Linked DNA regions of Homo sapiens: region 2 is linked to region 1. Evidence: chromatin loops called from intact Hi-C (ENCODE). Cell type or tissue: PC-9. All regions are shown on one strand. Links, peaks and the distances in the headings refer to the core of each region. The heading gives the core; the rest is flanking DNA. Region 1 has its middle 57 kb from the start of CASC6. Region 2 has its middle 190 kb from the start of MIR4643.

Region 1 (15,857 bases), core at 4,629-7,128:
GAATATAATTCTGCTTGAATGAGGAGGTCGCTACTGAACAGCTACAAGCTTGTTGAAGTCGTTGAAGTGAGAAATGATGCTTTGAACTAGGGTGGTGATGGGAGAACTGGGAAAAAGTAAACATATGTAAGTAATAGTTAAAAGATTAGATGACAGGATTCTGTGACAGATTCGATTTGGGAAGCAAGCCTGGGAGTCAAAATCATTCATAGGTTTCTGGCTTGGGAAATGGGATGCTTAATTTTAGTTGTCAACTTGACTAGATTAAGGGAGCCCCAGATAGCTGGTAAAGCATTATTTCTGTGTTATGGACATGAGGGTGTTTCTGGAAGAGACTGGCATTTGAATAAGTGGACTGAGTAAAGAAGATCTGCCCTCATCCAAGGCGAGTGGGCACCATTCAATTGGCTGATGGGCCCAATAGAACAGAAAGATGGAGGAGCTAGGCATGATGGTGCATGCTTGTAGTCTCAGCTACTCTGGAGGCAGGAGGATGGCTTGAGTCCAGGACTTCTGGGCTGTAGTGTGCTATGCCAATTGGGGGTCCACACTATGTTCCGCATTAATATGTTGACCTCCCAAGAATGGGGAACCACCAGGTTGCCTAAGGAGGGGTAAATCAAGCCAGGACAGAAACAAAGCAAGTCAAAACTTTCCTGCTGATCAGTTGTGGGATCAAGCCTGTGAATAGCCACTGCAATCCAGACTGGGCAACATAGTGAGATCCTGTCAAAAAAAAAAAAAAGAGAGAGAGAAAAGGAAAGGTGAATTACCTCTCTTTCTTCTGGAGCTGAGAAGCCCTTCTTCTCCTGCTCTTGAACATAAGAGCTCAGATTCTCTGCCCTTTGTACTCCAGAACTTTGGCACAAGCAGCCTACCATGTTTTGAAGGCTTTGACTTGGACTGAGATTTACACAATTGGCTTCCCTTGTTCTGAGGCTTTTGTACTTGGACTAGGCCATGCTACTAGATTCTGTGGTTCTCCAGCTTACAGATGGCATATTGTGAAATTTCTCAGCTTCCATAATTGTATGAGCCACTTCCCATAATAAATCCTATCTATCTATCTATCTATCTATCTATCTATCTATCTATCTATCTATCTGATCTATCAATCTATTGATCCACCCATCCTTGCACACTATTGCTTCTATCTCTCTGGAGAGCTAATACAGGCAACTAGATGAATAAGAGTGCCATTCTGTATGAAAGGAAACATTAGAGGTGTTTTAGAAGTGGGAGGAAAAGATGATGAGTTACTTGTTAGGGTACTTAAAAATATGAATATGAAGTGCCTTTTACATAACCATGTGGAGAATACCGAACAATGATATAAATCTAGGAGATGCATGTCTATAGGAGACAAATAGTGGATGAGATTGCATTGGGACAGAGTGTAGAATGAGGAGATGAGGGTCTGATTGAGTATTGGGAAGCACCAATGTCTAATGGCTAGAGAGAATAAAGAATCTCCAAAGAAGACAGAAAAACAATACCAGAGAGTTGAGAAGAAAGTAAGGAATATAAAGTTCTATGGAAGCCCAGGGAGTAGAGAATATTATCTGAGGCCATGGGAATTATGGAATTGGAGAATCTTAACATAAGAACTTTTCATGAGATCACTTCTAAAGGGAACCAGAGAAAGAATATATAAGTAGAGAAATGTACAGTCAGGTTGAGACTTTTTTCCTAAATTTTTCTTTTAATGAAGGAAAAACATCTATTTGAAAGAGAGGTGAAATATCAAGAGGGAGAAAGTTCAATACCTACATTTCTCAAGAAATTGAGACAGGAATTAGATTTAAGTAGGAAAAAGAGACTCTTTTATAGCAATAAGTGGTAAGAATAAAAGATAGATGACATTGTGCAGGTTGCATTTTTAGTGTTGGGAAGATAAAAGTTTAATGTGATGGTTTTCTTTTTGAAGTAGCAGATGAACTGAATGTGAGTGGTAGAAGGGCAGAGGAAACTCTGGGATTAGAGGAGAAGGTTCAAAATGCAATAGGACAAGCAGGTGATTTTAAGGACTCATTTAAGTTTTGTGAATCAGGGGCCACTCTGCAATGGATCTTCTTCCAGTAGCACTCAAAGCTCAGGAGCAGACAGGATGAGTGGGAAGCAGTTCTCCCCAGTAGAGTTTGCCAGGTGGAAGCAACAAGAAGATAGAGGAACAAGGATTTAGGGTGTTAGCCAGAGGAATTTTGAAGTAACACACCATGAAATATAAACAGGATAATTAGAAAGTGAAGAAAAAGGGACTGATGGATTGGGATAAAAGTAGAAAGGACCATCAACTTAATCTTAGTAAGGTCAAATAAGGATCATTGTGAGAGGAATTGAACACAGCATCTGAAAGAAGAGGAGGTTGTAGGTGGAGCCTGGGGAAACTCTTGTCTTGGAGAGGTCTGTAGATCCAAATCTAAATTGGATACAGCTCATAATGTTAGGCTCTCATAAGGTCTTACATTTTTCCTTCCTTGATTTTTCAGTACTTGCAATTCTGTGTATATATGTATAATTTTAAAAATTTGCCTTTTTTTTACTAGATTATAACCTCTGTGAAGGTAAAGACAACATTTTAAAAAAATTATTTATTTTTACCATTGACTCTTTAGCAATTAGCATAGTACCAAGCATGTAGTAAGTGTTTAACAAATATTGTCAAGAAAAATTGAATAAATTTTTAATTACCAAATGATGTTGTGTCTTTTGGTTAAATAATGTGAACATTTTTTAAGGCATTTAAAATAATTCAGGCCTAGGATGGTGGCTCAGGCCTGTAATTCCAGCATTTTGGGAGGCCAAGGTGGGCAGATCGCTTGGGTCCAGAAGTTCAAGACCAGCCTGGGGAAAATGGGAAAACTCCATCCCTACAAAAAATACAAAAATTAGCCAGCATGATGGTACACACCTGGAGTCCCAGCTACTCAGGAAGCTGAGGTGGGAGGATCACCTGAGCTCAGGAGGTAAAGGGTACAGTAAACTGTGATTGTACCACTGCACTTCAGCCTGAGTGACAGAGCAAGACACTGTCATGACACTGTCATTCATATATATATATATATATATATAATATATATATACACACATATACATACACACACATATATACACACACACACATATATATACACACACACATATATACATATACACATATACATATACATATACATAATAAAATAAAACCTATTATTCAGGATTTTCTAGAGAGACAGAGCCAATAGGATCTAGATACAGATATAGATGCAGACACAGGTACACATATACATATACATATACATATACATATACATATACATATACATATACATATACATATACATATATGAGAGATTTATTTGGGGAGTTGGCTCATGAAATTATGCTGGTTAAGAAATCCTATGACAAGCTATCTGCAAGCTGAAGACCCTAGGGTGCCAATAGTGTGGCCCAGTCAAAGTTTGAAAATCTCAGAAACATGGAAGCCGATGGTAAAATTCTCCATTGAGGCTGGGAGGCCTGTAAACCCAAGGTATAAATCCTGAGTCCCAAGATGAGAGAGCCTAGGGTCCTGATTTCCAAGGGTAGGAGAAGAGTGTGTCCCAGCTCCAGGAAAGAAAGGAAATCCTTTTTGTTTTATCCAAGCTCCCAGCTGATTGGATGGTTCCTGCCCACATTAAAGGTGGATCCTTTTCATTCAGTCCACGGACTGCATCCAATTTCATGTGAAAACACTCACAGACACACACAGAATTAATGCTTTTCTAACTTCTCTAGGTATTTCTTAATCCAGTAAAGTTGATGTCTAAAAGTAACCATCAAAAATATTTTTAAATACCAGACCAGAAATTTTGGTCAAGTTTACCTTCTAATTATTAGTACAAGAATGTCTCATGTCACATTCTATATACTTCCTGTATATGTAAAGACACTCCAGCCTAAACTTTTGAAGATACAGGAATACGCAACTTCTGCAAAGACTGGAATGTGCCTGGAAGTCAAAAGTGTTGGTGAGTGTGTCGATTTCACTAATGATGGCTAAGCTAAAATTGTCTGAAAGCTTCACCTTTTAATACATGGTATTAATTTTTAATTCTTGCAGGCAAGGGGAAGTCTCTGAATCTGTACATTCTAGGTTGCTTCCAGAGCCAAGTGTCAATTCAGATATACAATATGCCTTTTGTTGCTTATATGGTAAATGGTTCTCTGAGAACATTCATGGTGACATTTGTCTTTTGCTGTGATTTTTGCTTTTTACCTGAAAAATATGTTGTCCTGGGAAGAAAATCATTTTCATAAAAATTCTAACATCTGGATTTTAACTACATGCCTCTTTCTTATTTCTGTCTGTAATCATGCTCACAGAAATGACTGAGCATTCTGCCAAGTCTTATTTTCATGCTTTTTAACTACCTCAAGAGTGGATTTTATTTAGTCCATTTTCTGAATGGAGACATTGCAATTTAACGGAGTCATTAAAAATTGATCTGATTTTGTAAAATAGGTAACCATGCAAAACTAAAACAAAACATTTGGTAGGTAATAACCAATTTAATGTGAGTAAAGGGAGGGTTGTTATTTTTAAAAAATCAAATGTCTCAGTAGCATTGGGGCTGTCTTTTTGTATTATGCAGCTGTGCAATGCACTCATGTGGGTGCTCAATAAATACTAAGTGAGCATAATAATAATATCATTTCAATCAAAGTGTAAAAAGAAAAACATCAATGCAAGTATAGAATGCTTGATTCTATGATTTATACAGAAGTCTGTGCTGTGCATAACAACACACACGGAAACATCTGCTGGGATCTGCTGTCACAATGCAAGAGACAACGAAGATAATAAAGCCATTGTTTTCATCTAAAATGAACCTGTTATCTGGCTTTCTCTTAGCTAGTCAAGGGACTACAGTGGCAAATATTAACTGACCATCAGAATATTCAATAAGAAGAATTACATTTTTGTTTTCAATCCATTAGAGCAATATGCTTTATTTGTGATGCTGAAGAAAAGCAACATGTTAATGCAGTCCATTGCTATCAGCTTAGTGGGTATTTATGTGACTGTATTTTTCTGAGTCTGTAGTATTTTTATTTCATCTTTTGAATATTATAATTTGCTTTATTCTTCTGTTCTCTGATGGTGAGACATTTTTACTGTTCAGTAACATCTTTCTTCAAAGAATATTGAAGGTAAAGAAAGAAAAATGAATGATATCTAAAAAAACTAAATGTTGGGTTAAAGTGAAAATTGAAGATAATAGTTAAGAGATATATTTTTATATTAATTTTAGCTGATGATATGTTCTTTGGCTCACAACTTAATTTAAAATATAGGATTTTGACCTGAATTTAGGTTCTATGAAAATGGCAGTCTAAGGAAAAAAAATGTAGACAGAGCCTGCTGTAATAATTCCTTTTTTTTTTTTTCTGCCTGGGTTTTCCCTCCGAAGCTCAAAGATCTTTAAGTCTTTGATGGCTTTGCAAAAGAAGCAGGCAGAGCCCTCCTCTGCCTGTATTTTTTTTTACCATGCCTTCTAGCCATTCTATGTTTTGATCTGTGTTTCCATCTGGGCTTACTAACATAGCAACTCTGGCATGTAGTCCATCCAGTTTATTATCTATTGAAATACCTACTGCCTGAAGTGAATTTATTTTGGCAGCAATGACTTTTGATAGAGATGTATTTTGTTGTTTTTGTGAAAGACAGGTGAGTCTAAAGATTCCAAACCGACACCTGGATGACAATGCTTTGGCCTTTCCTCATGGCAAACTTTGGTGAAAAAAATAAATAAACAACTTCCGTGAACACATTTGTTTTTATTTGTCATTATTAACTTGTTTTGTCTAAAAGCCAGGAATCTCGGAGGCTAAAAGTAAGGAATGGTAACATGCATAAGGAAATCAGGTTATTATAACACAATAGAAGCAGACTCTCAAAGCTCCCTAAGGGCACTTCTTTCCTCTCTCTTTCTAACTTTTTCTCAGTGTTGAGTTATTTTTAACCTTTAGAATTTAATTTCTGAAAGATTATGGCTATATCAAGTTTTGCAGGAACCGTACTTCTAAAGTGTTTGCATGTTTTAGATTTTGATGATTCACTGTCTGTTACTCTCACCTGAAGCTGAAATAGAGGAAAGCAAGAGGAATGAAATTGTGTAGAAGGAATATCCAAAAGGTCAAAACAGTAAAATTTATTTTGATATTTTACATAATACATATTGCTCCCTAAAACTTTTATTGCTGCCTTTTGAGGTACATTGTAAAACAAAACTGGGTTATTCTTTAAACTAAATTTGGTTTTGCACACAACTTGAAAACGAATTTGTTAATGGATGCTTCCATTTAGCTGCTAACTCTGCTTTTTTAAATGAACATCTCAACAATTTGCTTATTTTGTAGTTAGGTATGGTTTTACCATGATAATTGGTCAGAAAGTGCAGACCCTATATTTGGCTTTGCTCTGGAGACACTGTAACTTTTTGGTACAAACCATGCAACGCTTTTAGGAAGGAGTAGGATGAACATTCTTTCCTTCATATGATAATCTATAAAACATATGAGTCTCGGGTGATTAAAATCATTTTATGAATTCTGGTAACACCTGTGTATATTATTCAATCTGGATATGAGCAATCTAATGCAGTTGTTTCTTTGATGAATAAATGTGGGGTATTTTGTGTCTGTAGCAATTCCTTTATACAAGTCACTACTTAAAAAAGAAATTCCTGATGCATATATTGAGACATTCCACATGGTTGATCTGTATCATCCCATCTCTTTTGCCTAGTTCTTGAAAAGAAACTTTTTTTTAATAGAAGAAGTAGCACCTTTACCAATAAAATTATACCTGTTAAAGAGTTGATCTCATGCCTATCACTAGAGCCATCCAAGTTCTTCATCCCAGGATTTGCACTTCCATTGTATCATGCTACATATTAGACTATATGATTGAAAAAGTTTTTTTTTTCATGAGTTAATTCTATTTAGATGGTGTTTGAGATGTACTTTAATTCATTGATCCATTAATCTATTTGTTCATTCTTCTCTTTCACCTATTTGAAAATATATTTGGTTCCAGGCACAAAAGATGACCTGTACCTCCAATAAATTTGTGAGCTGATATAGAAGACAGATCATAGAATGATGCAATGAATTAAAATAGTAAATGAGGAAGAAACTTTTACGAGTGGTTAGATATTCAGTGTGACCTCACTGTGGGTGAGGAGAGAGGGTGACAAAGAATAACACATAGTAGGAAAGGGCCAGATTATGAGGTTCTTTTGTGCTATAGTCCAGGACATACAGACTTTATGTAATAGAAAAGTGGTCTCCAAAGTTTGGTGCATGTCCCCAGGGTGAACGCAAATTGACTCATGGGTCATTTGGTCTTAGGTTGTGCTTCCTCAGAGGCAGACCCTGAGACCAGCGTGTAAGCAAAAGTCTTCTGGGGAAGTGATCCCAGAAAGCAACAGTAAGAAAGCTAGGAAGCAATATTTTACTTCCTAGTAAATAGGGATGAGAAGGAATTCCATAAACAATGTTATATTGAGCAGGTTATTCCTGAGTGCAACTGGTGTTCAATTCAACTGGGGACCTCTAGGGCAAAGTGTAGGTTATACTTCAGCACCATCTCAACTGAAGGGACAGGAGAACTGACAACTGTACACCAACTCTTCTTAGTCATTGGTTGAACAATGCCCATGGGAACATGAATTTCTTGGTACTTCTTGTATCCTCATATGCAGGTCATAAAGCTTTTAGTGACCAGGGAAAGCCCTCCGGCAGAGTCAAAAATGCTTGTGGCTGGAGCTGTGGGTTCAGCATGTATAAGAATGGTGTGCTGGGTCGGGCCTGTGGCTCACACCTGTAATACCAGCACTTTGGGAGGCTGAGGCAGGCGGACCACCTGAGGTTGGGAGTTTGAAACCAGCCCGACCAACATGGAGAAATCCCATCTCTACTAAAAATACAAAATTAGCCAGGCATGGTGGCGCATGCCTGTAATCCCAGCTACTCAGGAGGCTGAGGCAGGAGAATCACCTGAAGACAGGAGGCAGAGGTTGCAGTGAGCCTAGATGGTGCCGTTGCACTCCAGCCTGGCAACAAGAGTGAAACTCTGTCTCACAAAAAAAAAAAAAAAAAAAAAAAAAAAAAAAAGAAGAAGAAGAATGGTGTGCTGAGTTAACATGGTCAGGCACCAAAGACAGATGCCATATAGATGGGAAGAAAATATTAAATCTTCCATCTATATTTATTCGTACCTTTCATACGTAGATTGGCAATGTGCCTGCATTTGATATTTAAGTGAAATAGCTAACTTTACAGAAGTTTGTCACTTCCTTCTGACAAAAAATGTAGAGCATAGACTGTTGACAGTTGTGAGATTCTTTTGTGCTATAGTGAGGTGAGGTGCTTACTTTCTCAATTATAGTTAATTAATCTTTACAAGATAAAAAAATCTTTAAAAATATTTGGAAAGCATAGTTGAAAATACTAATAAATAAGAAACTGTTTCTAGCATAAAATTTTACTCAGAGTTGCCGGGCGCGGTGGCTCACGCCTGTAATCCCAGCACTTTGGGAGGCCGAAGTGGGCGGATCACGAGGTCAGGAAATTGAGACCATCCTGGCTAACACAGTGAAACCCCGTCTCTACTAAAAATACAAAAAAAATTAGCCGGGCATGGTGGCGGGTGCCTGTAGTCCCAGCTACTCGGGAGGCTGAGGCAGGAGAATGGCGTGAACCCAGGAGGCGGAGCTTGCAGTGAGCAGAGATTGCGCCACTGCACTCAAGCCTGGGTGACAGAGCGAGACTCCGTCTTAAAAAAAAAAAATTTTTTACTCAGAGTTATCGTACAGGGTCTGCCAAGCATATTTCAAGATTATTTGAAATATGAATTTTAATTCACCATCAGAAGTAGGAATAGATATTAGGGTTGGCATTGATGATTAGTTCATCTAATATAGGCATAGAAGTCTACTGAAAATCCAGTGGGAAAATGAAAATAATCTTTTCTAACTTGCGACTGGAGATGAAGCAGTAGATTGGGTATATCATTTTATGTGCTATATAATGTTCAAAAATATCATTTGATAGATAAAAATTAAAGTCACGTGAGCCAATGAGATCACCCAAGACAAATATGCAAAACAAGAAGAAATTAGGAGTATGAATATTTGGCTCAGCTTTTCTCAGGGAGACGAGTAGTTGGTCTTTATAGTCTATCAGGTGGTACATAAGAGGTTTAGTTGTATTGAAAAACAAAACAAAAGATTGTTCACAAGAATTTCATAATTTTTAAATGTAAGAATTATGAGGACTTTTGCAGAAATACTACAAAGGTTGAAACATTAGGATCTTCCATATTGCACATTTGTTACAAAGACCGTGTTAGTCACTTATCTCTGCTTATGTTCAGAAAGTACAACTCACTTGGGTTTTGCCAACATTTCCAGACCATGTTTATTAGTTGCTGATTTTTAAAATATTTATATTTGTATTCATATTAGTTTGTGCTGTATGGCTATTATTGGCCTAACTTTTAAATGATCCCCCAAAATGTCCCACTTTAGTCTTCATTATCTATGAATTTATGATATCACTCTCATAATTATATTATATGGTACAGTTTATCTTAAAATAGAGAGGTTATTTGGGTAAACCCTACCTATTCACATGACAGCTTAGAAGCAGAAAGCTTTTCTCACCGATGGCAGAAGTGGGAGTCAAAGAGATAGAGAACATGAGAAGGACTGGACCTGTTGTTGCTGGTGTTGAAAATGAAGGTGCCACATAGGAGGAATGTGGGCAGCCTTCAGGAGCACTGAGGCCACTGGCCACCAAAGAGACAGGACCACAAGCAACTCAATTCTGCAAACAACCTGAATGAGATTGGAAGCAGATTCTTCTCCAGAGCCCCTGCATGAAAGCCTAGCCAAGTTGTCTTCTTAATTTCAACCTTGCAAGATCCTAAGCAGAGAGTCCAGCCAAGTCCACTATGAATTCTGACTTACAGAACCAGGAGATGATAAATGGGTATTGTTTTAAGCCTTTAAATTCATGACAATTTGTTATTCAGCAACAGAATGTTAATACATCCCTGACTTACAGTAATCAGTATTTAGTTTGGTGAAACAAAAATGACTAATAAAACTCCTAAAATATACATTAAACTCAGAATGACATCATGCATGTTTTTAATAAAGTGGACTATGGCATAAATATAGATTGTGAATCCGTATATGCTGGGACAATTGAATTTGTAAGTGTGACAATTTTGCCTAGAAGTCCAAAAATGTGCTTATAATTTGGCAAAATGGAGATCTAAAAACAAAGGAAACTCAATTTTATTAGACCAGAATTTTATTTTCTTCTAGTTCCAAACATTATGAAGTTTTATTAAAGATAAGAATAAAGCCATTGAACATTTTGAAAATTTAAACTAAAGAAAAAATATTTCTCTTAAAAGAGCCAAGGCCTTCAAAAGCAAGTGAAAAATCATATTTTCCAGTGGAGGAAAGGCTGACCAATACTACATAAGTGCCTCATTGAGGGTAATAAGTTTGATGAGAAAATAGAAAGAGTCTTTATCAAATAATTTCATTGGCTATTGCATACTATACATGCATAAAATACAGAAGAATGCTTACCATCACATATCTCTGAGCAGATATTTTACATTACGTTTGGGAGAAACCACTGACTTGCAGTGTGAAGCAGCTCTCTCTCAATGGATGGTGCACATATAGGGAAGGACGATTTTTTTTCATAATTAAAACCCATGCAAAAAAATTAACATTGTTTTGTGTGGCTAAGATTACTTTGTCAGTCATGATAAAGACTGGAACCTATATTAATGTCATGTAAACTGTATATGCAGAAAGGCCACATGTGCTTTGTAAAGAGGAGGTTGCCCTTCAGTGGCAACACACGGGTAGCTTGATTTACAGTGAAGGACAGCAATTTGGACCAAATCTTGACTCAGTGTTGATAGAAACACAGAATATTGTAAATATGTCAAAATACATATTTGCCTGAAGAACTGGACAAACACAAGACTGTGGTTTTACTTAGTAAATAATGCTGAATATTGAAAAAAAGTTATTCATAAAGTGGTTGATATTGTTAAAAATTTCTATTTTATGATTTTATGTGACTTTGCCAAAGTTGTACTTCTTCCTGACACAAACTCTGAAACTTGACTATCCAGCATGTCATTTTGGTCATATAGAACACACTCAAAAGTCACATCCAAATATCCAAATGCTCTAGAAATAGGGAGACATACTTTACACAGGTGAATTCTACAAAATAGCAGGTTGCAGATAGTTTTCACAACTATCATTATCATTCAACAATTTTCAGTTACTTTCAAATGTAATGTATCTTTTAATTAGCATCTGACAAAACTAAGTAACTAGTTTAAAGGAGAAATTTTTCTATATTTTTCAGTCAATAATCAGCACTCCTTGAGAATGACATTGACTCTTTGCTGGCGTTTCCTGTGAACTATAATGTGATATAGAATTTTCTAATCTGGAAGGAATGAAAAATTATACATACAGATAAAATTAATGAATGACAGAGTAAATATATATACACAGATATATAATTAACAGATGGGAAATGGTATATATATGTGAATATATGTGTGTGTGTGTGTGTATATATATATATAACATAAATCAACTTTGAAATTTGAACTACAGCTTAAATTATTTTGTTTTAATACATTGGTTAAAGTCTTCGTTAGGATTTTCTCTCTCACTGGTTTGTTATTTTTAATTTTACACATTACATTTTGTTTTATTGTTTAAAATCCCGATAAGTAATATCTCAATTTGCTTAAAAGCAAGAGTCTGCTTGCACCTAGAAGGACAGTTTTATTTTGTTTTGTTTTATTTTTAAATATTTACCTAACTGATCTAAGAAGAGAAAACTAAATGTTCACACAGACAGCGTTAGAACCAAGATAAACTGATGCACTAAATGCCTAGGAAGAAGCCAAGGGAGGTGGTTGTGTCCAGTGCTATTTGGTATGTAATTATCAGTTTTGTGTTTTAGCCTGCCTGTAATACACATGATACAAAATGTTCTTTGTTTTCTAGCATAAAATCTACACAAATGCCCTCATTCTATAAGCATCTCCTATTCTTTTTGGGAAACCAACTGTGATCCAAAGGAAAACTGCTTTTTATCATAGAAACTCTCTCTTTTTTATTTTATTTATTTCTTGCCAAATTGTCTTGCTTTCAGATATATCTGGGCATGTCACAAGTCTAAATGATTCATAAGTCATCAAAATAGAGACCTGAAAAATTTGCCAACCCATGTAAAAATGCAGCAGTTGTAAAGAAGGTTAAATAACAGTATAAACAGTGCCTCAGTCCTGGGCAGTGTGCTCCTCCCAGGTGAGGCAAGAGGAACAAACAGGCTTTTTAGAAAGAACGAGTGTTGTTCCCATTGATGTTCATAATAAATCATCATTCAGAATATTCTGTCAATAACACACTGCCCCCAATCGTCTCATGCCTGCAGCGTTACGCTCATGCTATTGCAACTAGATGAGCTATCAAAGCCTCATGCAGTCAAAGAGAGTAGTTTAAAGAGGTACAATAACAGGCGATTTGCAAACAGCCCAAACCTTTAGCTTCTTCCCCTTTTCCAAAAGTGTGCAGTGAATTTACATTAACACCTGCTATCGGAGATGAAAGAATGGATTTGCACTGCAAGAAGAATGCCAAATCCTCCTATAAGAGTGACTCATTTCCCTAAATTGTGGGATATTATGTGGAACTGGAGGCAGCATGTTGCATTCAACATATTGGGTCAAATTTGAATTTTCAAAAATAAAATGGCAGTATATCATTTAACACAAAGAACTCAGAAGTCCTGTCTCTCCATATATTTGCTACATAATCACCAGATTAAATTAACTCTGTGAGCAGGTAATTTTTATCGTCTAAGGATAATTTATATCTGTAGACTTTTTACTACCTACTCATTCAGATTACTATGACATCTAAGATTTTCATGCTGTTAAATTCAATTTATTGTGGAACATAAGGGCAATTAAGGGATGGGAGATGACATTATATTACATCAAAGTGAACTACAGGAAAAGGAGGAGTGTACCACTAGTAAATTGTTATATGTAAACATAATTTTGAGTAATTTCTTCATAGTGAAGAAGCAGACAATATTCTTAGCAACTCACTGTTTCAGCCACTTTTTTCAGAGCCTATTTACTACATAAAAACGAATAAATCATTAATTGACAATTTGAATATGTGAAAAAAATTAAATTCTAAAAGTCTGAAAAAAAACATACATATCACAAAATCCATTTAAACATTTTAAATAAGGTCCTAAAACGCCTATATACCTGGCACACATTTCCCCTATGTTTTAGAATGATATATTAGTTGTTTAGTGCTGAAAAACAAATTATCAGAAATTTAGTTAGGAAAAATAAAATACATTTACTATTTTGAATTTTCTGTGCTTCAGAAATATGGAAATGCCTCAGCTAGATACTTTGAGTCAGAATCATTCACAAGGCTACAATGAAGGTGTCAGCCAGGGCTTACATTTCATCCGAAGGTCTAATTGGGGAAGTATCTACTTCCAAGCTCACATGATTTTTGGCAGAATTTTCGTCCCTCAAGTGTTGTTGCATTGATAACTTCAGTTCCTAATGTTGAACTGGAGGTCACAATCAGTTTGCTGCCATGTGGGACTCCCCTAAATGACACCTTTATCAAAGCCAGCAAGGTAGAGAATCTTTTAGTACAATGGATTTCATTATGTTATATTACCTAATCACAGAACTAACATATTATTTCTATGGCTAGAAGCAAGATACAGGTTCTGTCTGAACTCAAGGGGGAAGGGGAGAATTATATAAGCTTATAAGTTGTGTGTGTGTGTGTGTGTGTGTGTGTGTGTGTGTGTGTGTATTTATTTTTTTAGAGATGGGATCTTACTCTGTCACCCAGGCTGGAATGAGTGGCACAATCATAGCTCACTGCAGCCTTGAACTGCAGGCTTCAAGGTTTCCTCCTACTTCAGCTTCCTGAGCAGCTGGGACTACAGATGGATGCCAGTGTGCCCAGCTCACATAAGGACACAAGTACCAAGAGGTGGGATGGTAATTAGGAAAACTTTAAAGTCTGCCCACCATAGATGCATTGCCTCTTTATATGACACTTAAATTCACTGGCTATTCTCCCCAAAATTGGTTGACCTTGAATATGTTTTATTTTCCATAAATCTTCTACTGCTCACTGTGCAGATTCACCAAGTGTCAAGACAAAAAGTACACAGCCAAAGATCATATGCTTTGACTTTAGCTTGGGGATTTCCCATTGGCAAGGCCAAAATCTCTTTAGAGCTGTTCTGTCCTCTTTCTGCCCTGTCCTCTTTCCTTGCATTTCTCCTTTTATATGTCAGAACTGTATCATGAGCTCCAGCTCCCTCTGCTTGTTCCTGCTTCCTTCCTTTCATCCTTCAAAGACATCCCCCCAGCTCCCCGTCTTTTACGTGACTTGACATCTATTTCTTGGAACAGCTGAATTAATGCACAGGTATAATCCAAAACCAGGTTTATGAAAAAAGTGACATAGAATATGGTTGGCTCTTGACAACTCTTGAACCATGACAAACACTGTAAATAACTTACAAAAAGGAAAAAGTTTCTGTAACTGACTACTTTTTATTTCTGTTCCTTTTAAAATTTCTTCTTGTAGGCTGGGCATGGTGGCTCATACCTGTAATCCCAGCACTTTGGGAGGCAGAGGCGGGTGGATCAAGAGTTCAGGAGATTGAGACCAGCCTGGCCAACATGGTGAAACCCGTCTCTACTAAAATACAAAAAATTAGCTGGGCATGGTGGTGTGCATCTGTAGTCCCAGCTACTCAAGAGGCTGAGGCAGGGGAATTGCTTGAACCCAGGAAGTGGAGGTTGCAGTGAGCCAAGATCGCGCCACTACACTCTAGCCAGGGTGACAGAGTAAGACTCTGTCTCTCTCTCTCTATATATATATATTTTTTTTTTCTTGTCATTTCATATGTGTCCATTTATTTTGGGGAAAAACATACCTACGTGTTCCCTTAATTATTTGCCATCCTTCACTTGGTGTGTTCTCTGGCAATGAAGAGAGAGACAGAGAGAGAGGGAGGACCACCAACATGAGAGTGCAAACAGCAAAAACCTTCCCTGCCTCTCTTTTTAGACATATGAGTCTACCTCAAAAATATGGCTTGGCATAAAACAAAACAGTATTTCTGTGCACAGGTTTTAATATCATAATTACTATAAAGAATTTTTATGCTATTTTCATTAAATTCACATTATATGCAAGGGATATAAGAATAAATAAACGCAGCCATTTCTGTCAAGGCACCTGCAGAATTTCAAATTTATTTCCATGTCATTCTTGGGAAAAGATACTATGTCATTCTAACCATTTCATTTTTTTTAAAATGGACATACTGAAGGTGCTAAACAAATTATTGATCAAGTGGCATTGGGAATTACCTAATTCAGAGATGCAAGGTTGAAAGATTCTAGAGGAACTTCTTAGAGTAATTGTTTCTGAGTTTGAAATCTTTAGAGTTTTATTCATCAGAATTGAGTCCTCTTCTGCACAAACAGGAATAATAATGCAGATTGATGGAGTGGGTGATGAAGTGCCAGAACTGATACCTTGTTGAATCTCTATTTGTGGAGTATCTGAATAGCTGCCCTCCCACGTGTGTGCAGATAAGACCCACACACAATGTGTGCAGACACATTCCACTTGGAAACTAATATTTTCAAATGCCTGCTCATGTTTTTTGCTGTGTCCTCTTTGTCTAAGGTTATGGAATTA
Region 2 (15,857 bases), core at 4,885-7,384, 410 kb before region 1:
GACACTCTTCTCTGGTCAGTTTCTAATAAAAGATGCTATAATGTTTATTATCAAAATAATAGAGAATGAGTTGAATACTTGGAAAGTTGAAAGATTTTGTTTAAAAAGACATTATGGTTGAAGATAAGAATACATTGCCTTACTAGAATGCTGTTCAACAATTTACCTGATAATGTATTTTACAGAACCATTACTATAATATATTCCCAGAGAATTGTATACATTCTCATTTTATCTGAATTCGGTAAATAACAGCACTACCCAGACTATATCCTAGCTAATGTAACCAAGAAAGCAATTTCTAAGAAATGACATGTCCCAATATTGATTCAACAAAGTGTACAATGCCATATACAGAAGAGTAAATTTTATTTCTTTCTTTAGTAGACATTCATCATATATATTTTAAAATACGAGAGATTGAAACTTTTGGGAAAAAAATTAGTGTGTAGCTCGCTACATTTATGTATCTATAGGGAGTTACTATGGTTGTTTTTTGGTTAAATGGTCCATAGTGAATGAGTGATTGTGGCTAATATGACTACCTTTTACAGAGAAGGCTAGACTTTGAAGAAATCCAACTGAGCAGGAATGTGTATAAATAGATCAGCATATAAATCTTGACTTGTCATTGTCCCACTCCCTTGCATTATTTCTGTTAACAATGATTCCCTTCTAGAAATATTATGAGAAGAGTAGGAATTTATTTTCTCTTTGATATCCTTGGCAAGCATGATGAACATTAACTTGTTTAGTTGTGGAGGAGGAATTTTGCATTATCAATGATTTCAATGCTATTTCTGGCACCCAGGTTCAGAAGAAGATGTATAGCCTCTTTAAAAAGGTGTCATCTTGAATCCAGAATGTTTTATTATTTTTAGTTGGGAGCAGCCTCCCCGAAATTTCACTATAAATAATGATATAATTATTTATGTCAACCAGTGATACATTCAGGAGACCCTAATTTTGCTTAATTTTTTTTCATGAAATCTATAGATGTATTGTTCAAATATATGAAACATATTTAGGTGCTTCTGGGACTTTAGTGTTCATAAATATAAATATTATTTTTCTATTTTTATTTTATAAGTTTGATGTACTGAGATTTTAGAAGTGATGATAAAAAAATTGGAATTTTTAGAGCAATCTTCAGTGTTTCAGGAAGCAACTACATTCAGTGTTCTGCCAAAAATGTTAATAGCTTTTTTCCTTTTCTAATCATAAAAGTAGTACAAACATTGTAAAAATTCAAATAAGAGAGACAGTTTATTTTAAAAAATCATCCATAACCTCACCACATAGAGAAAGCTGGTATGGTCAGTTCTGCTAAAATATGACATATGTGTTCTTAAAACTCACATTACTATAATAAGTAAGCTAATTAAAAGTAAATATGTACATTTATTTTAAAAAGTCTCAAATCAACTTTGTTAACCCTTGCCCCTCTGAACCCTTGCACACCCTGTTTCTTAAAGATGCCATTGTACCAAAGTAAGGATTTTCCATTTATCTGTACTCCATCACTGTCCCCTGTTCATTCACTTCATACTATTTTTCACAATTTCTATCTTTGTATCTTTGTGGCATGCTGAGAGTTACAGACAGATGCAGGAGTAAGAATGACGTAGCATCTTTTCGTTAAATATTTGGGGAAAAGTTTATTTCTAAAACAAAACATATATACATTTTTGTATGAATTTAAAAGTTACTCTTACTCCAGAGATAGTTTTCCTTTGGTAAAGGTTACTCTGTCCTTCCAAGATTTTTGGTGAAAAAATCAGAATGCAAGAATACAGCATTATGGATGCTAAATTCCCAGAAGAAGAATTTTATAAGAATTTTAAAGATATTATGCAATTGCTGACCTATGACTTTGTATCAGTATACCACCCACCCCCGCCAACAGTATCTAAGTGTACACATTTTTTCCATTAAGGCTGTAATGATGTAAAGAACTTTAATTGTAAACTTATATAACAGAATAAGCCAAATCCTACTAGCTTCATCAGGGAAACTCATCGAAGTTATTATTCAATTGGACATTTAAATTGTATACTGCACTCATAGACCTCGTGTGTGTGTGTGTGTGTGTGTGTGCAAATATACACGTGTGCTCATGCATGTTTTGTCTATGTTTTTATTTAAAGCAGGCAATATTGAGTCCAATGCGTTTACAAATATCAAGTAATAATAATAAATAAGCTTAGTTAGTAAAGTCTAATTCTTTTGCAGCATCATGTTTTTCCTCTAGTAAGGACAACAATGAATGTTTGTGTTACTTTAAAATGTGTTCATTTTTATCTGATTCTAAAAGCTTTTCTAGTGACATAAGCATTCTTCAGAACATCCTTTTCTGTGACATCTATGTATGTCTTATAGTTTATTTTAGTGAGCCTACATAGATATCCCATGACACTGAATTTTATTGGCATTTTCCTTTGCTTTTATTCAGCTTGGCTCTGTAACATTTACTTTGTCAATTATAGTCATCTTAGTATTCACAGTCAATTCTACCACTGTGTGACTTTAATTGTATTTCGCTAAATTAAAGAGGCATTATAAAGTTGTTACCCTTTGATTTTTCAGTTTAATTTCATTTTTCTTTAATCTTTGGAGCAACCAGATTATCAATTAGCATAATAAAACAGTCAGTGTGGAATTTAGTAACTATATTGAATATTCTATAAAGTAGGCTGGTTTGTACAACATCAGTGTATGCAAAGAATGGTAAAATGCTTATTCTCTTACTACACCTTAAGAGTATCCCCGTATGTATCTTAAACTGATAGTATATTGGACCATTACACAGGAAAACATTGTTAATGGGTGAATAATATTAATGCCTTGCACTTTAGTAATACATCTTATTCAAAGACCCTAAAGTGTTTCACATATGACAATTAATCAAGTCTTACCACATTACTCCAAGCCAGGTATTATTATCTGCTATTATAATTTAGATAAACTATCGTTATAGTTAAGAAAGATGAAAGATTAAGTGACTTGTCAAAGATCACATATTAGTTCAATACGGGAGCAATATAACTCAGATTCCTGACTGCTGCTATTAACATTAAGCACAGCCACCATGCATGTTATCCAGAGAGCACAGCACTGTTCTTTTGAAACCGCTTACTCTATGCCCACCTATTAAGAAGTTTAAGTGAACATGAATATAATGGCATTAGATCGTGTATCCACATCCAATGCCAAATTTGGAGGCAAGTACGTGTGTAATTTTCTGAAAGATGGGAAAATGTTAAACCCATAAGTTAGCATCATTTTTTATTAGAAAATGTTGTAGTGCCTTTAAAATAGTGCTGAGCTATCTCATTGTTCCTAGTGACTGCAAACGTGAGAACAATGGAAAATTGAAAGTGGTTTTCATTGATAGTGTAGTGGAGCTGTTACCAAAGTAGATGTTCTAGGATGAAGTCTTTTCACAAGACTACTGCTCAGATGTCATGATTGCTCTGGAGTGTTTGCAACAAAGGACACTGTTGATTTCTTTTATGATGTTTCTTTATAATTTGAGGGAATGGCAGGACTCGGAAGTCTCTTTTTTGCTTTTTCTTTCTTGTTTTCTCTCTATGAATGATTTTTTTTTTTCTGGTAAAGGTAGTTTTATTTGGTTGAGGTCTTTTGCTACTAACTCTTCATTCAGTGCTGTAGATCCATTCCAATGTCCATTTAGTGAGAATCACTGGGAGCGATTTGTGCAATTGATTGGTGACATCGAGCACAGAATTGATGCTTCATTGCTTTGGGAGTCCTTCCTAGAGGAGACAGAATTGTCAAACAAAATGCAGGAGAGTATTTCATCTGGGTGAAACTGGATATCACAATTGTTAGAACTCAGCTTCTGAAAATCCTGCTTATTTTCTCTCTGCTTTTTGACACCAAGCCGTGCCTAACTCCCCTGAATACTAGAGTGGTTTGTATTTGTATTCATGGTAGCTGTGCACTAAAACTACTGCAGATAATTTAGGTAATTGGCAAACCACAGGGGCACTTAGTCTGCTCACCTGCCTATTTTAGGTTGGCTCATCATCACTCTAATTGGCAGTGGGTAGTTACTGGTCCATTTGCCATGTATTATGACAAAAGATGCTAATGGGCCCCGGCAGTGGGTGGGTTGTACCTTTGCCCTGCTTCTGGCATGCAGAAAGCAATCCCACTGTTTTTGCATAGCAAGTAGCATGGCTGGACATTTTTCCTACATCAAAAAGAGCTTTTCCTTTTGAAAAATGACAACTTCCCCTGGCAAAGGCCTAATCTCAGAATTGACACGTATCCTTTCTCGCAGCCACCATATAGTACATTGTCCCTAAAAACAAGAGTACATCAGTCAAGGTAGTTTTCATCATTTTCACCACATTTTTATTATCAGAACTCCTCTGAAGCTTGAAATTGAAATCTGTTTCTTTCTTGACATTTTTCTCTATATTGGGCATGTAATTATGGGCCCAAACGAAGTTCAAGAGGAATGGATCAACAAAGCCCACAGCTAAGCACACTAAACCTTGATCTTGGAGGAAAATATGAATTCCAAGGTGGATTTGGACAGCTGTGCTATGAATGCCACAGTGAGCAAATGTGGAATCAGAAGGAATATCCCATGGTTAGCTGACATTTTTTTTTTACATAAATTCAAGGAACATAAGCAGAAATTCAGTTCTCCTAGCACACAGGATACTGGTTCTTAGCATTCTGAAGATAAGAACTCATTTGTAAAATAACAAAAAATGGTCTGCTCAGTGGATAATAATATTGATTTGACCAACTATCAATGGAGGGTATGTTAGTATTAATTCAACAATTTTAAATAAAATGTTTATTTTGTTAATTACAACAGCAACTACGCTTGGGGAAAAATCAGCGTAAGAGAGACATCATTCCAAAGGCTGGGCTTTGCACACAAATATAGATTAGCAGATACATAACAATTGCTCTGTGACCTATGGTTTGAAAATTGCTGATGCAGAGCCTATGAAGAAAGGCCTAGTTTATTTTAGTGTTGTAGTGCAATTGTGATGATAAACATTTATCAGGTTAATAAAATGGATTTATGATATGATGACATTGTGTGAGATGCATTTGTAGGTGGGTTTACATTAATTCACTAAAAAATCAGCCTAGAACTAAGAAAAAATAATTAATGTTTATTGATTAGAATGCTGTTAAATTATCTTTTATTTCCAACTGTTTGTCAGGTTGAATTAAAGTTACATGCAGTCATTAACATAAGTTGGTATGCTAAAGTTTTAAATAATGTGCTTGGATTTTAAACAACACGGAATTCATTCAGAACAGATACTGCAGACTCTGGCAATATTTTCACTCAATGATATTAGTAATTAGATCCAGGATTTTTCTAAAGCTTATACTTTAGGAGCGTATGAATTATGCTTGCATCTACAATTCCCCTCCGCTGGACATTGTTTTCTGCTAGATTATTAGCTGGAATATACCCAGACACTCTTATATTCATCTTTTGTGCTTGAAGATGCCACTGCTAATGGGCATTATATTCTGTGAGTGTTTGAGTGAGAGCAAAGTTAGAGAAGTGGCTGACAATAGTCTTTTTTCTCTGGTGGTGGTGGTGGCTTTTTGTGTAGAGAGAAAGATTCAGGAAGCTTTAAACCTTTGTTGAAACTGGTTCAGTGAATCTCTGTGAAGAAGCACTGGTGATGGCCTGTCTGTCTGTCTGTCAGGTGGTTTTCCTGTTATCTATGTAGAGGACATATTATTAGCTATGTTGTTCCTTGGGGTCTTATTGTATTTCTTTGAAGTGCTTGGCTAATGGTTATGTCACCTCAGCTACTCTGTGGAAGTCCTACCAGCCAGTCAGTCTCTGTTCCTGTCACAAACAGTACACCTATCCTAGCTTAATTGTATTCCAGGACTTTAGGATGGGTGGTTCATGGACCAACATTTCTGAATTTTAGCACTATTGCATTTGGAAACAATTTTTTGTTCAGGGCTGTACTGTGTGTGAGTGGTAGGATGTTTAGCAGCATCTCTGGCCTCTGCCCACTAGGTGCCAGTAGCACCTCCTTGCTCTGGTTGCAACAAGCAAAAATGTTTCAAGATGTTGCCAGTGTCCTCTTGGGGACAAAATGATTCCAAATTGAAAACCACTGTCCTAGGCTATCATGTGATGCTCAGTATGGCCTATACATAATAGGATATCAAGAAGATGGGAATGATGCTTATAATATGCCTAAAACATCTAATCAGAGAAACAGGACAATTCTATGGCCATTTTATAGGCCTTCAGTTTGAAGAAGATCTGTGCCACACTGCCTCTAACCAATATCATTCTATTTTTGAAAGGGATAGCAAATGGTTACATAAATAATAAAGATGGATATACTCTGTGTGTGTGTGTGTGTGTGTGTGTGTGTGTGTGTGTGTGTAATTTTCCCAGTATGATTCCTCTGTAGGTAAATGTTCTCAAGCCAAATTTCAGAATGTTTGGTGCTAATGTGTAAAGTCATATAGAAGCAAATTGCCTATTTTATGGACTTGAAATTGAAAGGGATTTGTAAATGTTACCACATTGATTTCTTTAGCTGAGTTTGACCTTAGTGGATGTATAGGAACAAACTATATTTCTTCTTTAGTTTTTTGGATAAAAGGAAAAGAGTGACCTAACTAAAATGGAAAGCTTATTGTTATTTTAATATAATGCATTCCTCACAGACCTTAGGAAGATCTTGGAGTCAGGGTATGAACAGCTGTTTGGAGTCATTCTCACATTTGTTCATGCGTTCATTTAACAGATATTTATTGAGCACTTCTTCTGTGCCAGAAGCACACAAGAGCCCAGTGTCTTCCTCTCTTTCTCTTTCTCTCTCTCTTCTCTGCATGGTCACTTCAGTCTTCTCCCTCTATTCCTCAGGCCCAGTTTTATGAGCTTCCTGGCCAATATGCAGAAAATAAGGTGCCCACATAGCTGACAAGTTTTCCTTGTCTTCTGCCTAAGAAAGTTCCTTCAGCTGAGGAGACCATCTCTTCGTGCTATTCACAGAGTTTAAGAGAAGGGACTCTGACTATCCTAATTGGGTCAGGTGCCCACCCTGAGCTAACAGTTGTGCCCAGCATGTACTATCCCAGGGAACAAACATGACTGCTGGGAGCCTTCCTCCACAGTCATATGAATCACATTGGAGGGAGCAAAGTTCCCAGAAAAGAGAGACTGTGTAACTCATCCTCAAAATCCCCAATTTGGAACAACATTTTAAGTGGCAAAATGCAAAAGGTGCACATAATAACTGAAGCAAATAAGAGGAAGTTGGGTGCAGGCCATAGTTGGAAAGTGTGTGTGGCTGCTCAGGGACATGGCTCCTCATCTTCAGTGATATCTAGAAAGTTAAAGAGAGCAGACAGAGGTGGGATTAGTATGACTATGTATGTACAAGCCACAGAAGTGGGTTAATTTCTCTCTAGTCCTTTAGAGATTTGGGAGATAGTTTGGGAATAATTCAGGAGTAAGTAAATAGTGATAGTAGCTGGGTGTGGTGGCTCTGCCTGTAATGTGAACACTTTGGGAGGTGGAGGCAGGAGGATGGCTTGAGCTCAGGAGTTTGAGACCAGTCTGGGAAACATAAGGAGACCCTGTCTCTAACAAACAAACAATAAACAAACAAGCAAACAAAAAAGGGAGAGAGAAAAAGTAAAGAAAAAGAATCTGGCATGAGAAGGCTGAGGTGTGAGGATCGCTTGAGTCCAGGAGGTCAAGGCATCAGTGAGCCATGATCACGCCACTACACTCCAGCCTGGGTGACACAGCAAGAGCATAGACGGGATTCTCATAGACCAGTTAGTTTGGCATTATCAAGCTGTAGATACAAGAGATTGTTCAGGAGGCCCATGTGCTGGGACATGATGAGAGAGGAGGATGCAGGGAAAATTTCCTCCTACCTCAGCTCCTCAGTACCCTTTCCTTTCACCACCCCTGGGCACAACTAGTGCAATCCAACGAGATAAGCTTGTAAGGCTGATGGGGATGCCCTGCCGTTTGTGACCATTATCATAAACCTTAGACCAGTTGACTCCTTCTAGACCTCCCATCTATGCAATACTTGGGCATGACCAATATGTTGAGGGGAAGATTATTAGAATCTTTGAAAAGCCAACACATAGTTGAAGAGAACACATCCACTTTATAATTTTATATTTGACAGAGAACTTGCTCAGGCCAAAACCAAATTTTCCAACTTCTACCATGATTCATGAGATCTTGCATTTGGGAGGAACTGTGCATTGACTCAGGTGATGATGAAGTGGCATATTTTCCCCAGTTTTCCTTATGTTTCTATATTCTTCAGAAAACTACAAAGAGTGATTTGCATACCATGCCCTGGGAAATCCAAAATTCTCTAGTGAATTTATACCAAATGCTCTCAAAATCACCATCTAATTCATAATACCACCTTACTTATTAATAATTAATTAATCAATGACTTGATATACTTAGGTAATACAGACTGTGGGGAAAAAAGGTAACCATGATGTTAGTTTCCTAGAGAAAGAGCAAGAATGCTTTCAGAGAAAGTCCAGCAACTCACCTGCTGTGGCATGGTTACTGGTGATGGGTAATATACATTCTCTGTTAATGGTGTAATGATACGCTTGGGCTTATTGCACATCCAAACATGATTAGTGTTTTCTACTTTAAAATGACTGCATAGAATACAATGTTTATTTAAGAGTAAATAATAGGAGTAAGCTAATTGAAAACTCAACTGCAATTGTAGCAATTGTTTAGAATTTGATTTTTTTAATATTTTAAATAATTTTTATTTCTGGGAGAAATATTTTATCACTATCAGTGCACATTCATAATATAAAGCAGGCTGACTTTCAGTTGCTTTTATTATTGTTTTCAAATTCTCTCCATACAGTGCAGCCCTTCATTGTATACTCTGGGGTAGAAGGCTTCTCCATGTCCTCCAGTGGTACAGCATTGCTTCTGTCTTGAAATATTTCCTTCTCTGTGTAATCCTCAGTATTTTCCACATGGGAATAATAATAGAACCTAATAGTTTTATTTTATATGTTGTGAGAATTAGACAATTTATGTGTGTGGAACATACTAGGAATTCAATTATTGTTACTTATTCCAATAAAAAATTGAGATTTTTTTCTTCACTCTTTTTTTATCACTAGGCAAGCTATAGATTTCTATTGGATTGACTGAAAACTTAATGAAATGCTTTCTAAGCATTCCACCATTTTTCAAATTTTCATATAATGAATCAAACCACATTTCTATTTTCCTGGAAAAAATGCAGGGAAGTTCTTATTACAAAAATGTTTGGCATCATCAGTAGAGTTTGGATCTACTTATAACTAAATACATTTTGCTGTTGATCTGAAAAGTTTGCCATGGTGCTAAAGCCCTTCATTAGGATAGAACTAACCATGTGGACATTGGTCGTTGTGAATTCTTTTTGTCTGACTGAAGTAGGGGGGAAATAACATTTTTAAGTGACTCTAGTTTCTTTAGTTTATATAAACATATCCAAAAATTTAGAATGCAATTGGAAGCCGGCATCTGAATATATTTATTTATTTGTTTATTTGTTTATTTGTTTATTTTATTTTAAGTTCTGGGATACATATGTAGAGTGTGCGGGTTTGTTGTTACATAGTTATATATGTGCCATGTTGGTTTGCTGCACCTACCAACCCATCATCTAGGTTTTAAGCCCCACATGCATTAGGTATTTGTCCTAGTTCTCTCCCTCCCCTTTCCCTCTTATCCCTGATAGGCCCAGGTGTGTGATGTTCCCCTTCCTGTGTCAATGTGTTCTCATTTTTCAACTTCCACTTGTGAGTGAGAACATGCAGTGTTTGGTTTTCTGTTCCTGTGTTAGTTTGCTGAGGATAATGTTTACCAGCTTCATCCATGTCCCTGCAAAGGACATGAACTCATTCTTTTTTATGGCTGCATAGTATTCCATGGTGTATATGTGCCACATTTTCTTTATCTGGTCTATCATTGATGGTCATTCAGGTTGGTTCCAAGTCTTTGCTATTGTAAATAGTGCTGCAATAAACATTTATGTGCATGTCTCTTTATAGCAAAATGATTTAGAATTCTTTGTTTATATACCCAGTAATGGGATTCCTGGGTCAAATAGTATTTCTATTTATAGATCCTTGAGGAATCACCACACTGTCTTCCACAATGGTTGAACTAATTTAAACTCCCACCAACGGTGTAAAAGCATTCCTATTTCTCTGCATTCTCACCAGCATCTGTTGTTTCCTGACTTTTTAATGATCGCTGTTCTAACTGGTGTGAGATGGTATCTCACTGTGGTTTTGATTTGCATTTCTCTAATGACCAGTGATGATCAGCTTTTTTTCATATGTCTGTTGGCCACATAAATGTCCTCTTTTGGCAAGTGTCTGTTCATATCCTTCACCCATTATTTGATGAGGTTGTTTGTTTTTTTCTTGTACATTTGTTTAAGTTCCTTGTAGATTCTGGATAATAGTCCTTTGTCAGATGGATAGATTGCAAATATTTTCTCCCATTCTGTAGGTTGCCTGTTCACGCTGATGATAGTTTCTTTTGCTGTGCAGAAGCTCTTTAGTTTAATTATATCCCATTTGTCAATTTTGGCTTTTGTTGCCATTGCTTTTGATGTTTTAGTTATGAAGTCTTTACCCATGCCTATGCCCTAAGTGGTATTGCGTAGGTTTTCTTCTAGAGTTTTTATGGTTTGGATACATTTTTAATTCTCTTGGAAACGTATTGCTTTCCACTTTATTGAGACACACACACATGCACACACACACACACATGCACATGGATGGCTGAGGAACAAAATGTTACTAGCTAAAGTTGTAAGAAGAAAAGTTGTGCTAAGGAGAGAAATTCTCAATCATTTAGGATTGAGGTAATTTTTAAAAAATTCCTTTGATAAGGGATATTGAGACAGGATTGGCTTGATATGGAAAAGTTATATGTCGATCTGGTGGTTGAGGGTTGTACTTGATAAGAGGAATATAGACGTGCAGATATTGATATCCACTGTGTATGTGTGTTTGTGTTGTGTGTGTGCGTGTGTGTGTGTGTGCGTGTATGGGTATGATATCATTAAAATTAACTTGCTGTGGGTTAACAGAAAACAAAAAGGTTTTGGAAACTTTCAGACCATTGAAATGAATTGCTGTTCATTAGGTCACCTGTGGTTAAAACAATGGATGGGTGAAATCATAGTCAACCTACATTCTGGAACATTCTAGATGAATATTATAAAATACTTTGTTGAAAGCAATTGGGGTGAATTAAATTACATTTAGTTAAAATAATTGTCATGTGGGGAAATTTGAGGGGAAACCAGTTTAACATGCATTTGCATCAACACTGTTTTTTGAAGACACTGCACAGCAAGTATATATTCAGGGCTGATTGGGAAGCAGGGGGGAGGAATGAAAATGACATTTTTAACTATCCTTATTTGTCAATGGTTTGTACATATAGCATTACAGTGCTTGGATTTTGCTGAGAATACGCTTTCATTTTAGGTATACTACCTCATCATTTCCTAAACAGTATTTACCAAGGAGCACTTTAAAAAGCACATTATATTGAGAAAACACCAAAAGGAGACATGTTCATTGGATTAAAGCAGACTATAAAAACTACAGGGCAGATGAATCAGTTGCAGCAGAAACGGTAAAAATTTGATTCAGATATATACTTAAACATTATGTCAGAACAAAAGTGAACACATTAGAAAAGATATACTCTTATTTAAAAAATTATTAAAAGAGCACAAAAAGATTAAAAGAAACAAGTTGTTCCTAGGACAATTTCCAGATATTCTTTTTTTTTTTGAGACTGAGTCTCTCTCTGTCACCCAGGCTGGAGTGCAGTGGCCCGGTCTGGGCTCACTGCAAGCTCCGCCTCCCGGGCTCATAGCATTTCTTAAACACAGATTATCATGTAATAACAAAACCATTTGCAACTTTGTGTTTCAGTTTACTAGGGTGCCACAACAAAATAGCACAGGCCATATAGCTTAAAAGATAGAAATTTATTTTCTCACTGTTCTGGAGACTGTAAGTCCATGATCAAGGTGTCAGCAAGTTTGCTTTCTCCTGAGGCCTCTCTTCTTGACTTGCAGGTGGCTGCTTGCCTGCCGGGTCCCTCACATGCCCTTTCCTCTGTGTGTGCGAATCTGTAGTGTCTCTTCTTCTTTTTTTAAGTACACCAGTCATATTGGATTTGGACAAGCTTGTCCAACCCACGGCCTGCAAGCCGCATATGTGCATGCGGCCCAGGATGGCTTCGAATGTGTCCCAACACAAATTCGTAAACTTTCTTAAACCATTATGAGATTTTTTTGCAATTTTTTTTGTTTGTTTTTAGCTCATTAGCTATTGTTGCTGTTGGTGTATTTTATGTGTGGCCCAAGACAGTTCTTCCTGTGTGGCCTAGGGAAGCCAAAAGATTGGACATCCCTGGACTAGGACCTCACCCTTAGGACCTCATTTAACCTTAATTACCTTTTTACAAGCTGTGTCTCTACATACAGTCACATTGGAGATTAGGACTTCAACATATAAGTTTTGGGGAAACACAATTCAGTTCAGAACAATGTGCACTATTTATTTCATGTTTATAGTAATAAAATAAAAAATTTAAAAACGTACCATCTGCACCTCTTAATATATCTCACAATTTGGGAAATGCTTTCTCTTAATATGTCTCCAATTTGGAAATAAAATGCTAGTTCTTGTTTTTTATTTTTTACTAATGGATTATAGTTGAGTCATAAATATTTCTGTTTTTTTTTTCCTTAAAATGTGATGGCTCTAATTTCTGCCAGTATCTTTAGCCAGAAGATTTAATAAAAATAGTGTTATTGACATGTGTTTAGACAAATATTTTCTTGTGGAATTTAAACAACTTTTTAAATTTCTGAATGTAAAGTCATTTATTTATGCAAATGAATCATCATAAATAAATAAACCAGTGAAGGAAAAATAAAATTCTCTATACATCTAAAATTTTACTTTGGTAGTAAGAACAATATTAAAATTAAAACTAAAATAGAAAACATTAGGATTATTTTTAAAAATGCCTCCAGAGTATATCACATGTTTAGCTCATCTAAATCTCCTATACTCTTTATATTTCTAACCCTCTAATTTTTTTTTTGCCAAAAATTATAACTGAATAACCCTGGAATCTAGAATTGTCTTCTGAGGGATGATAACTGGGAAAAATTATTGTAATTGTTGGGTTGTCTTTTTTAAATCTTGGAAAAATATTAACTCTTATGCATTGCCTATGTTACATGTGTTAATTGTTGACTAAAGACACAATATTTAATTAGCCACTTACTCTTTAATCATCCTGAACAAATAGAATTTTTACTGCTATGGAATTTGTCTTTTTTTAAAATGCCTTACTCTTTCATCCAAGCTACTTTTTTTTCTAAAATTAGATAAGCAGTTTTCTTAGAGTAATTTTTAATACTATGTCTAATTAAAGGTATAATTTAAACTAACCTGTAGAGATAATGTTCGTAGTGTCCACTTCATAAGCATTATTTCATTAGATAAACTATTTAATCAAAGACCAAATACATTATACCATCAGGGGACTGAAATCTAGCTGAAAGAATTTGGGACGGAGTATTAGGAATTGTCAAAAGTGTAGAAGTCTAATTTTGATTTTTAAATAATACAAATATTATGCTACCCTTCCTTTTTTAGTTTTCTTCATCTATTTTCTGGACTTACGGAGGAACTTGATGCCAGAATTCAGTTCTGGTCAGAACGGACACCACCAAATTAATTACAGTGACCTCCGAACTCTTTACCCTTGACCCTGGTGGCAGAAACTGGTATGACTAGGTAAAAATAATTAAAGAGATTGTACTAAAGTTGTAACTAAATGCCTTTAAAAAAGAAAGAAAATATGATATTGGCTGTGGGTTTGTCATAAATAGCTCTTATTAGTTTGAGGTACATTCCATCAATACATAGTTTATTGAGGGTTTTTAGCATAAAAGGCTCTTGAATTTTGTCAAAGCCCCTTTCTGTATCTATTGAGATAATCATATGGTTTTTGTCGTTGGTTCTGTTTATGTGATGGATTACATTTATTGATTCGTGTATGTTGAACCAGCCTTGCATCCCAGAGATGAAGCCAGCTTGATTGTGGTGGATAAGCTTTTTGATGTGCTGCTGGATTCGGTTTGCCAGTATTTTATTGAGGATTTTCACATCGATGTTCATCAGGGATATTGGTTTAAAATTCTCTTTTTTTATTGTGTCTCTGCCAGGCTTTGGTATCAGGATGATGCTGGCCTCATAAAATGAGTTAGGGAGGATTCCCTCTTTTTCTATTGATTGGAATACTTTCAGAAGGAATGGTACCAGCTCCTCTTTGTACCTCTGGTAGAATTCAGCTATGACTCCATCTGGTCCTAGACTTTCTTTGGTTGGTAGGGTATTAATTATTGCCTCAATTTCAGAACCTGTTATTGGTCTATTCAGAGATTCAGCTTCTTCCTGGTTTAGTCTTGGGAGGGTGTGTGTGTCCAGGAATTTATCAGTTTCTTCTAGATTTTCTAATTTATTTGCATAGAGGTATTTATAGTATTCTCTGATGGTAGTTTGTATTTCCGTGGGATTGGTGGTGATATCCCCTTTATCATTTTTTATTGTGTCTATTTGATTCTTCTCTTTTCTCTCTTTTCTTCTTTATTAGTCTTGATAGCGGTCTATCTATTTTGTTGATCTTTTCAAAAAACCATCTCCTGGATTAATTGATTTTTTGTAGGTGTTTTTGTGTCTCCTTCAGTTCTGCTCTGATCTTAGTTCTTTCTTTTCTTCTGCTAGCTTTTGAATTTGTTTGTTCTTGCTTCTCTAGTTCTTTTAATTGTGATGTTAGGGTGTCGATTTTAGATCTTTCCTGCTTTCTCTTGTGGAATTTAGTGCCATAAATTTCCCTCTACACACTGCTTTAAATGTGTCCCAGAGATTCTGGTAAGTTGTGCCTTTGTTCTCACTGGTTTCAATAGAACAAATCTATCCATCTGGCAAAGGACTAACATCCAGAATCTACAAGGAACTTAAACAAATTCACAGGAAAAAACATACAACCCCATCAAAAAATGGGAAAAGGATATGAACAGGCACTTCCCAAAAGAAGATGTTTATGCAGCCAACAGACATTTGAAAAAATGCTTATCATCACTGGTCATTATAGGAATGCAAATCTAAACGACAATGAGATACCATGTCATGCCAGTTAGAATGACGATCATTAAAAAGTCAGAAACGACAGATGCTACTGAGGATGTGGAGAAATAGAAATGCTTTTACACTGTTGGTGGGAGTGTTAATTAGTTCAACCATTGAGGAAGACAGTGTGGTGATTCCTCAAGGATCTACAAATAGAAATACCATTTGACCCAGCAATCCCGTTATTGGCTATTTACCCAAAGGATTATAAATCATGCTACTATAAAGACAAATGCACACAAATGTTTACTGTGGCACTATTCACAATAGCAAAGCCTTGGAACGAACCCAAATGTCCATCAATAATAGACTGGATAAAGAATATGTGGCACATATACACCATGGAATACTATGTAGCTATAAAAAAGAATGAGCTCATGTCCTTTGCAGGGACATTGATGAAGCGGGAAACCATCATCCTCAGCAAACTAACACAGGAACAGAAAACCAAACACTGCATGTTCTCACTCATAAGTGGGAGTTGAACAGTGAGAACACATGGACACAGGGAGACAGGGACACAGGGACATCACATGTACACAGGGACATCACACACCAAGGCCTGTAGGGTGGGT

What was found. Hi-C counts contacts between places; a loop is a spot of excess contacts. Peaks named below come from ENCODE experiments on the same cell type or tissue, not always from the same donor. Only the 100,000 strongest peaks of a DNase experiment are listed, where the experiment ranks them.
Region 2: it touches region 1 in a loop (16-fold over the local background); 1 of 110 quality-filtered maps calls a loop at or near these places.

The regions. Positions count from the first base shown.
Region 1 is chr6:91,739,168-91,755,024 of GRCh38, forward strand. It overlaps the pseudogene RN7SL415P. Among named protein-coding and RNA genes, the nearest start is that of CASC6, 57 kb to the left of the region's middle. In PC-9, for the core only: no CTCF peak of the experiment used is centred there; a DNase peak (open chromatin) is centred at 5,664.
Region 2 is chr6:91,324,331-91,340,187 of GRCh38, forward strand. No RefSeq gene overlaps it. Among named protein-coding and RNA genes, the nearest start is that of MIR4643, 190 kb to the right of the region's middle. In PC-9, for the core only: a CTCF peak has its summit at 6,027 (motif pointing right); no DNase peak of the experiment used is centred there.